2 separate regions of the Homo sapiens genome follow, and region 1 is linked to region 2. A link is an interaction called in ENCODE POLR2A ChIA-PET data of the cell type or tissue named here. Cell type or tissue: OCI-LY7. All regions are shown on one strand.

What was found. Peaks named below come from ENCODE experiments on the same cell type or tissue, not always from the same donor. Only the 100,000 strongest peaks of a DNase experiment are listed, where the experiment ranks them.
Region 1: POLR2A ChIA-PET joins it to region 2 with 5 read pairs; 2 of 35 experiments call an interaction of 5 or more read pairs at or near these places.

What each region holds. Positions count from the first base shown.
Region 1 is chr13:49,286,844-49,291,843 of GRCh38, forward strand. CDADC1 (cytidine and dCMP deaminase domain containing 1) reads left to right here. Exons shown (of 10, transcript NM_030911.4): 10 at 4,841-5,000. The coding sequence ends at 4,914. Among named protein-coding and RNA genes, the nearest start is that of CDADC1, 41 kb to the left of the region's middle. In OCI-LY7, no CTCF peak of the experiment used is centred here; no DNase peak of the experiment used is centred here.
Region 2 is chr13:50,150,479-50,155,478 of GRCh38, forward strand. All of the region lies in intron 2 of DLEU1 (deleted in lymphocytic leukemia 1), which reads left to right. Among named protein-coding and RNA genes, the nearest start is that of DLEU2, 27 kb to the left of the region's middle. RefSeq lists an enhancer at 2,540-2,589. In OCI-LY7, no CTCF peak of the experiment used is centred here; DNase peaks (open chromatin) are centred at 2,033 and 2,633; H3K4me3 peaks cover 2,776 bases; H3K27ac peaks cover 2,334 bases.

The DNA.
Region 1 (5,000 bases), 860 kb before region 2:
AATTCTTTAGGCACATAATTTTAGATATGAGTGCTATATAATATTATTCTAAAATAGTAACTATAGGCCAGGTGTGGTCACTCACGCCTATAATCCCAGCACTTTGGGAGGCCAAGGCAGGGGGATCACTTGAAATCAGGAGTTCGAGATCAGCTTGGCCAACATGGTGAAACCTCGTCTCCACTAAAAATACAAAAAATAGCCAGGTATCATGGCACATGCCTGTAATCCCAGCTACTTGGGAGTTTGAGGCAGGAGAATCACTTGAATCCAGGAGGTGGAGTTTGCAGTGAGCCGAGATAGCGCCACTGCACTCCAGCCTGGGCGACAGGGCAAAACTCTGTCTCTAAAAATAAAAATAAAACAGTAACTATATTATCGAATTATTTGGATTTGAAGTAAATGGAAGTTTTCTGTAAGTTTTCTTGATAATAACAATTTTTTAACCTTGAAAAATCAAGAAGTATAAAGGTCTTAGAATAATTTTTCTGTGAATATATTGATTTTCAGTGTTCTGAATTAGCTTTATTTGATTCAAATAGAAAATGTATTGTTTGCAATTTGGAAAAAAGTACATATCCACTGCATCTTTCTTTTTAAAAATTTATTAGCAAAAAAGGCTGTATCTATCTATCTATCTATCTATCTATCTATCTATCTATCTATCGGTCTGTCTCTCTGTCTATCTATACATCTGATTAAATAATGTACACTCAATGACAGTGTTTGAAGGGGCCAATGAATAATTTCCTATGTTAGGGAAAGGATACAAAAAGCACGAATCATAAAAAGGTTAATTTATCTATGCTACAATGAAGAATATCTGTTCATTAAAATATATTACTAGGCCAGGTGCAGTGGCTCACACCTGTAATCCCAGTGCTTTGGAAGGCTGAGGTGGGTGAATTGCTTGAGCCCAGGAGTTTGAAACCAGGCTAGGCAACATGGCAAAACCCTCTCTCTACAAAAAATACAAAAATTAGCCAATTGTGGTGGCACATGCCTGTGGTCCCAGCTACTCAGGAGGCTGAGGTGGAAGGATCTCTTAAGCATGAAGAGGTTGAGGCTGCAGTGATCCATGCTTGTACCACTCTACTCCAACCTTGGCAACAGAGTGAGACCCTGCCTTAAAAAAAAAAAAAAAAAAGATATCACTACAAGAGTGCAAAGGCAAGCCATGGAATATGAGAAGATACTTGCCACTTATAATCAACAAAGGGCTTGTATCTAGGATTTATTATTCCTAGATTACTAAGGAAAAGGAAGACATGCTGTGGTTAAAGCCCCAAGATTGGAAGGAGGGGACAAAAGGAAGGCTTCTGGTTTGCTGGCAATGTTTTATTTATTGACCCAGATGATGGTTACATATGTTTGCTTTGTGACAGTTCAACTGAACAGTTAAGTTTATGTTTATGCATTTTTGAACAAGTGTTTGATCTCAGTAAGCAATACCCCATTTCCTTTTTAATTATATGATAGTTTTACTGATATGTAATTCATCTATCATAAATTTGCTTCTTTAGTAGATTCACGAAGTTGTACAGGCATCACTACAACATAATTTCAGAACATTTTCATTATCTGAGAAAGAAGTCTCATGCCTATTTGCAGTCACTCCCCATTCTTCACTCCCCCTAGCCCTAGGCAACCACTCTTTCAGTTTTTATGGATTAGTCTATTCTGGCCATTTCATATAAATGGAATCATACAGTATGTAATTCCTTTCCAATTTTTGATTCAGTTGAGAAATAGACACCAGAATCAACAGATGAAAGTTACAACACCAGCTTTGTTGTTAGACTGGGGCTTGACTTTTGGGTAAATCAGTCTGTCTAACTCAGAGGGGGACTTGCTGCTGGATACTCTCTCAGTGCCAGTAGCAGGGACAAACAGAGAAGGAAGGCAGGCAGTGTGACTGACAACTCTCAAGTGCCCTTCCACTCCATGCAAATGGAACCCAGGTAACCCATAACAAGCATTCTTTTTAAAGAGTCATGGAGCTTTCAAGAAAATAAGAGAAATATTCTCCTAAGAACAAAATAGAGATAAGAAGGCATTTTGCTAGAATCTGAGGAGCAATAGTAAGCGAACACAATAGCCAGAGCTATCCTGGGGACAAATGTCCATATAAGCTGGGATCTGAGATCAGGTCTGGGTCTGCTGCAAGGTGAGTGAACTGAACTTAGTTCACCCAATCAACACATGAAAAGATGATTAAACTTATTAGTAGTCAGAGAAATGCAAATTAACATTGCACGGAAGTAGCTTTTTTTTTGCTTTTTTTTTTTTTTTTTTTTTTTTTTATGACGGAGTCTCACTCTGTCGCCCAGTCTGGAGTGCAGTGGCGTGATCCTGGCTCACTGCAACCTCCACCTCCCAGGTTCAAGAGATTCTCCTGCCTTAGCCTCCCAAGTATCTGGGATTACAGGCATGCACCACCATGCCCAGCTAATTTTGTATTTTTAGTAGAGACGAGGTTTCACCACGTTGGCTAGGCTAGTCTCAAACTCTGGACCTCAGGTGATCTGCCCGCCTTGGCCTCCGAAAGTGCTGGGATTACCGGCATGAGCCACCACGCCTGGCCTGAAATAGCATTTTTTATAAGCGTATGCCCTAGAGAAACTCTTGCATATTGTATAAGAGTCAGAGAGACAAAGAATTTGTTGCTATATTGTTTTTAAAAGCAAAAACTGGAAATAACACAAATGTTTGTTTTGGGTGGTTAGATAAAAATATTATGGTGTATTCCCACAATGGACTACCATATAGCAGTGAAAACAAATGAACTAGAGCTACATTCTTCAACATGGATGAATCTTAGAAATATAAATGTTGAATTTAACAAAGCAAACTACAGAATTATGATACCATTTCTGTATAAAGTTCAAAAAGACATACCATATATTGGTTAAATGTGGTAGGCCAGGCATGGTGCTCACACCTATAATCCCAGCATATTGGGAGACTGAAGCGGGCCAATTGCTTGAGCCCAGGAGTTCAAGACCAGCCTGGGCATCACAGCAAAACTCCATCTCTACAAAAGATACAAAAAATTAGTTTGGCATGGTGGCCTGTGCCTGTAGTCCCAGCTACCGCAGAGGCTGACATAGGAGGATCACCTGAGCCCAGGAGGTTGAGGATGCAGTGAGCTGAGATCACACCACTGCACTCCAGCCTGGGTAACAGACTGAGACAGACCCTGTCTCAAAAAATATATAAATAAATAAATAAAATATACTTTAATATATAGTATATACAGTAAAGTTATTGTTAAGAAGCAATCGATTGATAAACACAAAAATCAAGATAGGAGTTGCCTCTGAGTGGGGTGAAAGGGGATGGGACGAGAGAGGGAGCGCACGGGAATTGATAATGTTCTAGTTGTTGGATTCGGCAGTATGTTTTGTTTTTTTTCCATCTCCCCCCAACACACATAATGTAGTTTTATTCAGTTTTAAACAAACTGTAACTCTTTTGGGGCAGTAAGTTCATGAGTGTTCATTTTATTGTTAGGCTTTAGAACTCCCATCTGTATTATGTATGTATTATTATATATTACATAATACATTATATATAGAGAGAGAGAATGTTTCAAATATTACATGATATGATGAGAACAAGAAAGAGAGAGGGGTGGCTTTCCAGATCTACCTCTGGAAGGCAAGTCTGAGCCCTGGCCCAGGTGTCCTTAGGACAAGGAAACAGCAGGGCAGAACATACAGGCTCAGGGCAGGAAATCCCTCAAAAGATGGGAAGAAAGGGGCAGAAAGAAGCTTTTGCAGGTGATAGATATGTTCATTGTCTTGACTGTGGGGATAGTTTCATGAATGTGTACTTATGTCAGAAATCATGAAACTGGACTAAGCAAAATGGCTCCTTCCTGTGATCCCATCATTTTGGGAGGCTGAGGTGGGAGGATTGCTTGAGGCCAAGAGTTCAAGACCAGTTTGGGTAACAGACTGAGAACCCCATCTCTACAAATATTACAAATCAAAAAGTAAATTAAAAAAATTCATCAAGCTATACACTTTATGTTTAGTTTATTGCATACTTTAAACATGTATCATTTATTGTACAAATAAAGCTATTAAACACAAAAGCCAGGAAGAGGTTGAAGCCATACTCTTTTCCCAGCCTGCCCAGTCAGATAAGTCCGTCTTCCTTCCAGTCCCCAGATTCTCCCTACCCCACACACAGTCCCCTTCTCCCTTAGGAGGTACATTTTATTTCTTCCAGTCTAGTAATAGGACGTCCCCCCACCAAAAACATAAAACAAAAAGTTTTATGAATTACTTGCCGTACACTGTTGAGTGAATTCAGTTTTTGGTTTTTTTTTTTTTTGAGACAGGGTCTCGCTGTGTCACCCAGGCTGGAATGCAGTGGCACAGTCATGGCTCACTGCAGACTTGGCCTCTCTGGGCTCAAACAGTCCTCCCACCTCAGGCTCCTGAGTAGCTGGGATTACAGGTGTGCGCCACAACACCTGTTTAAAAAAAAAAAATTTTTTTTGTAGAGATGGGGTCTCCCTATGCTGCCCAAGCTGGTCTTGAACTCTTGGGATCAAGTTATCCTCCCTCCTCAGCCTCCAAAAGTGTTAAAATTACAGACGTGAGCCATTGCACCCGGCCAATGTGAATCCAGTTTTTAAAAGCCAGATTCTGTATTGCCTGAGAGTAAGTTATCTAGATTGGATTCTCTACAATTGAGAATTTGAAGATAAAATAAAGTGAAAGTTCCTTTAACTTAAGCATTGTTTTGCTCTTACAACATGTAAGGCTGAAACAAGTGCCCATGGGTTTGAAATGAAGCTGTCCTGACCTAGCGTTATTCTCAATGCTAGATGGTGTGTTGAGACCTGTCCCACAGAAGGAAGAGCAGCACCAGGACAAGAAGCTGCGCCTCGGAATCCACTAAGAAGGCCTGTCTACACTGCAGGGGAACCTCAAGAACTTTTCATTGCACTTCTAAAATTCAGCCTTGTTCATTCAGAAAATAAGGAT
Region 2 (5,000 bases):
AACACTATACCTTCTATGTGTTCATGTAAACTGCTCCTTTAAGCTTTTGAGATATAGAAGTGTATGTGTGTCTCTAAAAAATGGAAGAAGTGTTCCATTTAGTTCTTATTAATAAATGGATAAGGATTATGGGATTTTGGACTCAGATGGAATGTTGGAGAGATCATTTAGTTTAACACAGTGGATGAGTTTTTCTGGACTTCTAGGCTTAATAATCCCAAAATTATATTGCCATGACATAAATATAGTATTATACTTACCACAAGAATTTAAGTATAATATAATCATGTTAACAAAAACATCTCAGTGCATTTATTATTTTTGTCAAACAATATGTTAGTAAAATATTTTTCAAAGAATTGAACTCTGTTTTTTAAATTTAGTTCATTATTTAGACATAACCTAAAAGATGTTGACAATACATTCCTTTTTTTTTTTAGATTGAAGCGTTTTTTAAATTGTGGTAAAAAATTCCACAATATTAAATTTACTATCTTAACTTTTCTTTTTTTTTTTTAAATTGAAACAGGGTCTCACTCTGTTGCCCAGGCTAGAGTGTAGTGGTACGAACATGGCTCACTGCAGCCTTGACCTCCTGGGGTCAAGTGATCCTCCTTCCACCACAGCCTCCTGAGTAGCTGGGACTGCAGGCACATGCCCCCAGGCCTGGCGAATTTTTTAATTTTTTGTACAAATGGGGTCTCTCCATGTTGCCAAGGCTGATCTTGAACTCCTGGTCTCAAGCGATCCTCCTGCCTTGGCCTCCAAAACTGCTGGGATTACAGGCATGAGCCACTGTGCCTGCCCATTTTAACCATTTACAATGTATATTTCACTAGTGTTAAGTATATTCATATTGTTGTGCAGCAGATCTCTAGACCTTTTTCAATACGCAAAACAGAAACTATATCCACTAAACACCGATTCCCTCTCTCCTCCCTGCCAGCCCTTAGGAACTCCCTTTCTACTTTCTGTTTGTATGATTTTAACTACTTTATATACTTCATTTGAGTGGAATAATACAATATTTGTCCTTTGAGACTGGCTTGCTTTGCTTTGCGTAATATCTTTGTGGATTATATGGTAGTTCTATTTTTAATCTTTTTGAGGGAACTCCATACAGTTTTTCATAATGACTGCACCATTTTACATTCCCACCAACAGTGCACAAAGATTCCAATTTCTCCCCATCCTCACTAATACTTGTTATTTTCTGTTCTTTTGATAGTGACCATCTTAATGAGTGTGAAGTGATATCTTATTGTGGTTTTGATTTGCATTTCTCTTATGATTAGTGATGCTGAGTATCTTTTCCTGTGCTTGTTGGTCATTTGTGTATCTTTTTTGGAGAAATGTCTATTCAAGTCTTTTGTACATTTTTAAATCAGGTGTTTTTTTTGTTGTTGTTGTAAAAACACAAGTTTCTTAGATATTCTGGATATTAACCCCTTATCAGATATATGATTTGTGAATTCTCCCATTCCATAGGTTATCTTTTCATCTTTTGGTTGTTCCCTTTGAATGCACAGAAGTTATAAATAATTTACTAAGCTTTAAGTATTGAAATTTGAATCGAGGTTAAAAATTTTCTTGATTACTTCAAACATATTATTTCAATAAAACCACAAAAGGTATTGATTCAGTATGAATCACTGATTATGAACACACACACACACACACACACACACACACACAAGCAAACATAAACCTTTTATTCCTGAACAGTTATAAGAAAAGATTATACTACTTCAGTTGTTATCCTAGAGATTTTTCTTTCAACTATTTAAGAAGTTTGAGATTAGACTGTTTTAAACTTCTGATACCATTCTACAAAAATGTGATTAAAGAAAATGAAAGTAACTTTTACTGTGCAGCGTCAGAATAATGAACATGGTGTATTCTTTCTCTTTTAATCATTTCATTTAATGCTTCATTCACAAAGATTCTTAAAGAAGCAACCACAGTGAGGACGTGCTTTGGCAGGCAAGGAGAGGACTTGCACTCTGTCTCCCACTCCACTGTCTAACTTTGAACTATTAATGTAAATCCCAGAAACCTGAACTGTTACCATTTCCTTGCCCAATAGGGGTAACCAGACCTATTCTCACTAACTTGGTGAATGTCCGAAAAATACATAGGTCAGTCTGATATTTTTGGGACTTCCTAAATTTTCTTTGCTTTTGCAAGACACTCAGATCTATACAGCCTAATTTGTTTTTACGAACACTAGCAGAGTACTTCAGGTTGGAGTTTTTGCCTAAAGAATATAACAAATGGGGAGTAAGTTGGAGAAACCAGAGGGAGCCTGGTGCTTCTGGCACAGGTAACACAGTTAACTGAAGTCTTTTGGCTTCACTAACAATGGCCACCTGAAGCTTGGCCAACCCTCTGTATATGCCCTTTCTCTAATCAGAAAGGTCATATGCCACGGAAGATTTTTCTCAGTTTTTAAAAATCCCCTGGCTGGTTATCCTGATTCCTTAAAACAGTTTTTTGAAAGTAACAAAAGTAGAATGTTTGATGCATTTTATGAGTCCATGGTAAAGTTAGATACATGTGCATATGAACACGTGTTCTTAAGACTCCTGTGTAGTCAAGAGAGCTGAGTGTTCAGAACTCAAAGTTGGCCTAATAAAAGACACCAGACTATAGTACTTGCTTTGTTTGTTCCGTTTGACTGAACCAAATGTCTTCAAGTTTCGTTTTCAATTTTTATCGTAAAAACCGTGAAAAGCAAGGTGTTTGCTTACTGCTGGGATTTGATTCCATCTTAAAGACCTGGAGCAGAAGTTTATATGGATTTCAGAAAGCAGCTGTTTTATGTGCATACATAGTACAAGGTAGAAAAATGTAATGTAACCCAGTAAGATTAAATAACAGCATAACAAAAACTTAAAAAATTCAAAGTTGAATATGTAGTACACCTCTCACAGTGGAAGTCCTGGCTTTTAAGAAATTGCTGCAAGCATTTAACATGAGAAATCTGTGAATGTTCATTCCTAGCAGAAAAAAGATCGGATATGATTGTAGGTTTCTGTGTTGTTGCTCATATTGAGCCAGCTATTCATGTATTCAGATTCATGGGAGAATTTCTAGCATGAGTTCTGTCTGGTATATCACTCTGTGTTATGGTTTCTCTATCTACCTTTACAATGCACATCCTGTTGATTCTACTTATTATGGCAGAATAAGGAAATATATGTGCATTACGATAGTGCTATTGATATGCACTTGATACTCTGGCTAAGATAAACATAAATCAGGTAAAGCCAAGTGTATTTTAGCCTTTAAACTGGGATATGCATTCCCCACCTGCTCAGACTGAAAACTGTCTTGTAGGATTAAGAGGATGGGGAGGGTGCATGGAAAATTATTTTTTAAAGGAAGAGGAATAATATGTAGAGTTAGGAACATTATAGACTGTTAAAGGACCAATGTTTCAATGCAAATGACCTCCAAGTTATATAAAAGCCCTGTGTATGATATGTTTATTGTTATTAGTTTTTAGCCTTTGCAGTCTTCGGAGACTTTGCTGGCCTGGATTTCGAGTTTAGTAGAGTACATTCAGCTGCATTGTGCATTTCAGCTCTATGGAACCGTTGTGCTTCGTCCCTGTTTACCTCATCCTGTGGGCAAGCATCTGCTTTTGCGTCTTACTTCTTAGAACTGCAGCTGGATTTCTGGAATTCTGTGGCTGTGTGGTATTTTCTCCTGCATATTAATAAGATTAAATTGACCAAAAGGTTTCTTTTTTCCTTCAAAAATTTTCCTAATATTTTTAGAGTATGAAGATTATATAGCTTTATTGTAAAAATATTCAAGCAGTATTGAAAAATATAAAGATCAATAATAACAACAGTCCCAGAGATAACCACTAGTAGTATAACATATTGGTGATCATCCTTACAGATGACTCTCATAAAGATCAATACTAACAACAACAATCCTAGAGATAACCATGGGTAATATAACATATTGGTGGTCATCTTTACAGATGATTCTCAATGCATATATATTCACATATAAATATATATAAGTAAATATATACATACTCTTACAAAATGAAAAAATACAATACAAACTTTTGTAACCTTTTCCATACTAATCACTATAGATCTACATCATTATTTTAATGGATGCATTATATATATTGTATATAGAATACTATCTGGCACTCAGTAGGCCCTCAACCAATGGTTGAATGAATGAGCAATAATTTATTTAACCAATCTTCTATTAGTGGACATAATTTATTTTCTGTTTTTCACTATTATAAATCACATGGCAATTAATATGTTTTTGCATCTTCTTTGTTCACATGTACAATTATCTGTTTAAGGAAACCTTAAAAGTTGGGTCAAAAGGTGGAAACATTTAACAATTTGATAGTGATAAACTTGCTGAGTTGGCTGAGTTTATGCTCAAGTCATACAAATTTACATTATCATCAGCAATACACAAAGGTGTTTGTTTCCGCACATTCCCCTGCATGCCTACATTGCTGTCAGTCTTTTAGAGTTTGCCATCCTGATAGAAAAATTGCTGTACTGGTTTTCCTTGCATTATTTACATTACAAGCAAGGCTGAGCATCTCTTTGTATATTTATTGGCCATTAGGTATTTCTTTTATGCATTGTCTGTTCTTTGTCCAGTGGTTTTGTCTTGAAACACCAGAGACCTATTTTATCTTAATGAAGTCATTTACTTTTATAATTCTATCATATGCCCCCAAACAGGGAAAGATGCATCTTTTAGGTGGGTATACTGATAAGTGAACTTGTGTGGACCCGTAGTTCTCATTTGTCAGAGGTAGCAACGTAGGGAATTTGAATATTTTTACCTCTAGGTCGGTGTCTTTTTTTTTTTGTTTGGAGATGAAGTCTCACTCTGTCACCCAGGCAGGAGTGCAGTGGTACGATCTCAGCTCACTGCAACCTCCACCTCCCAGGTCCAAGCGATTCTCCTGCCTCAGCCTCCCGAGTAGCTGGGATAACAGGCAT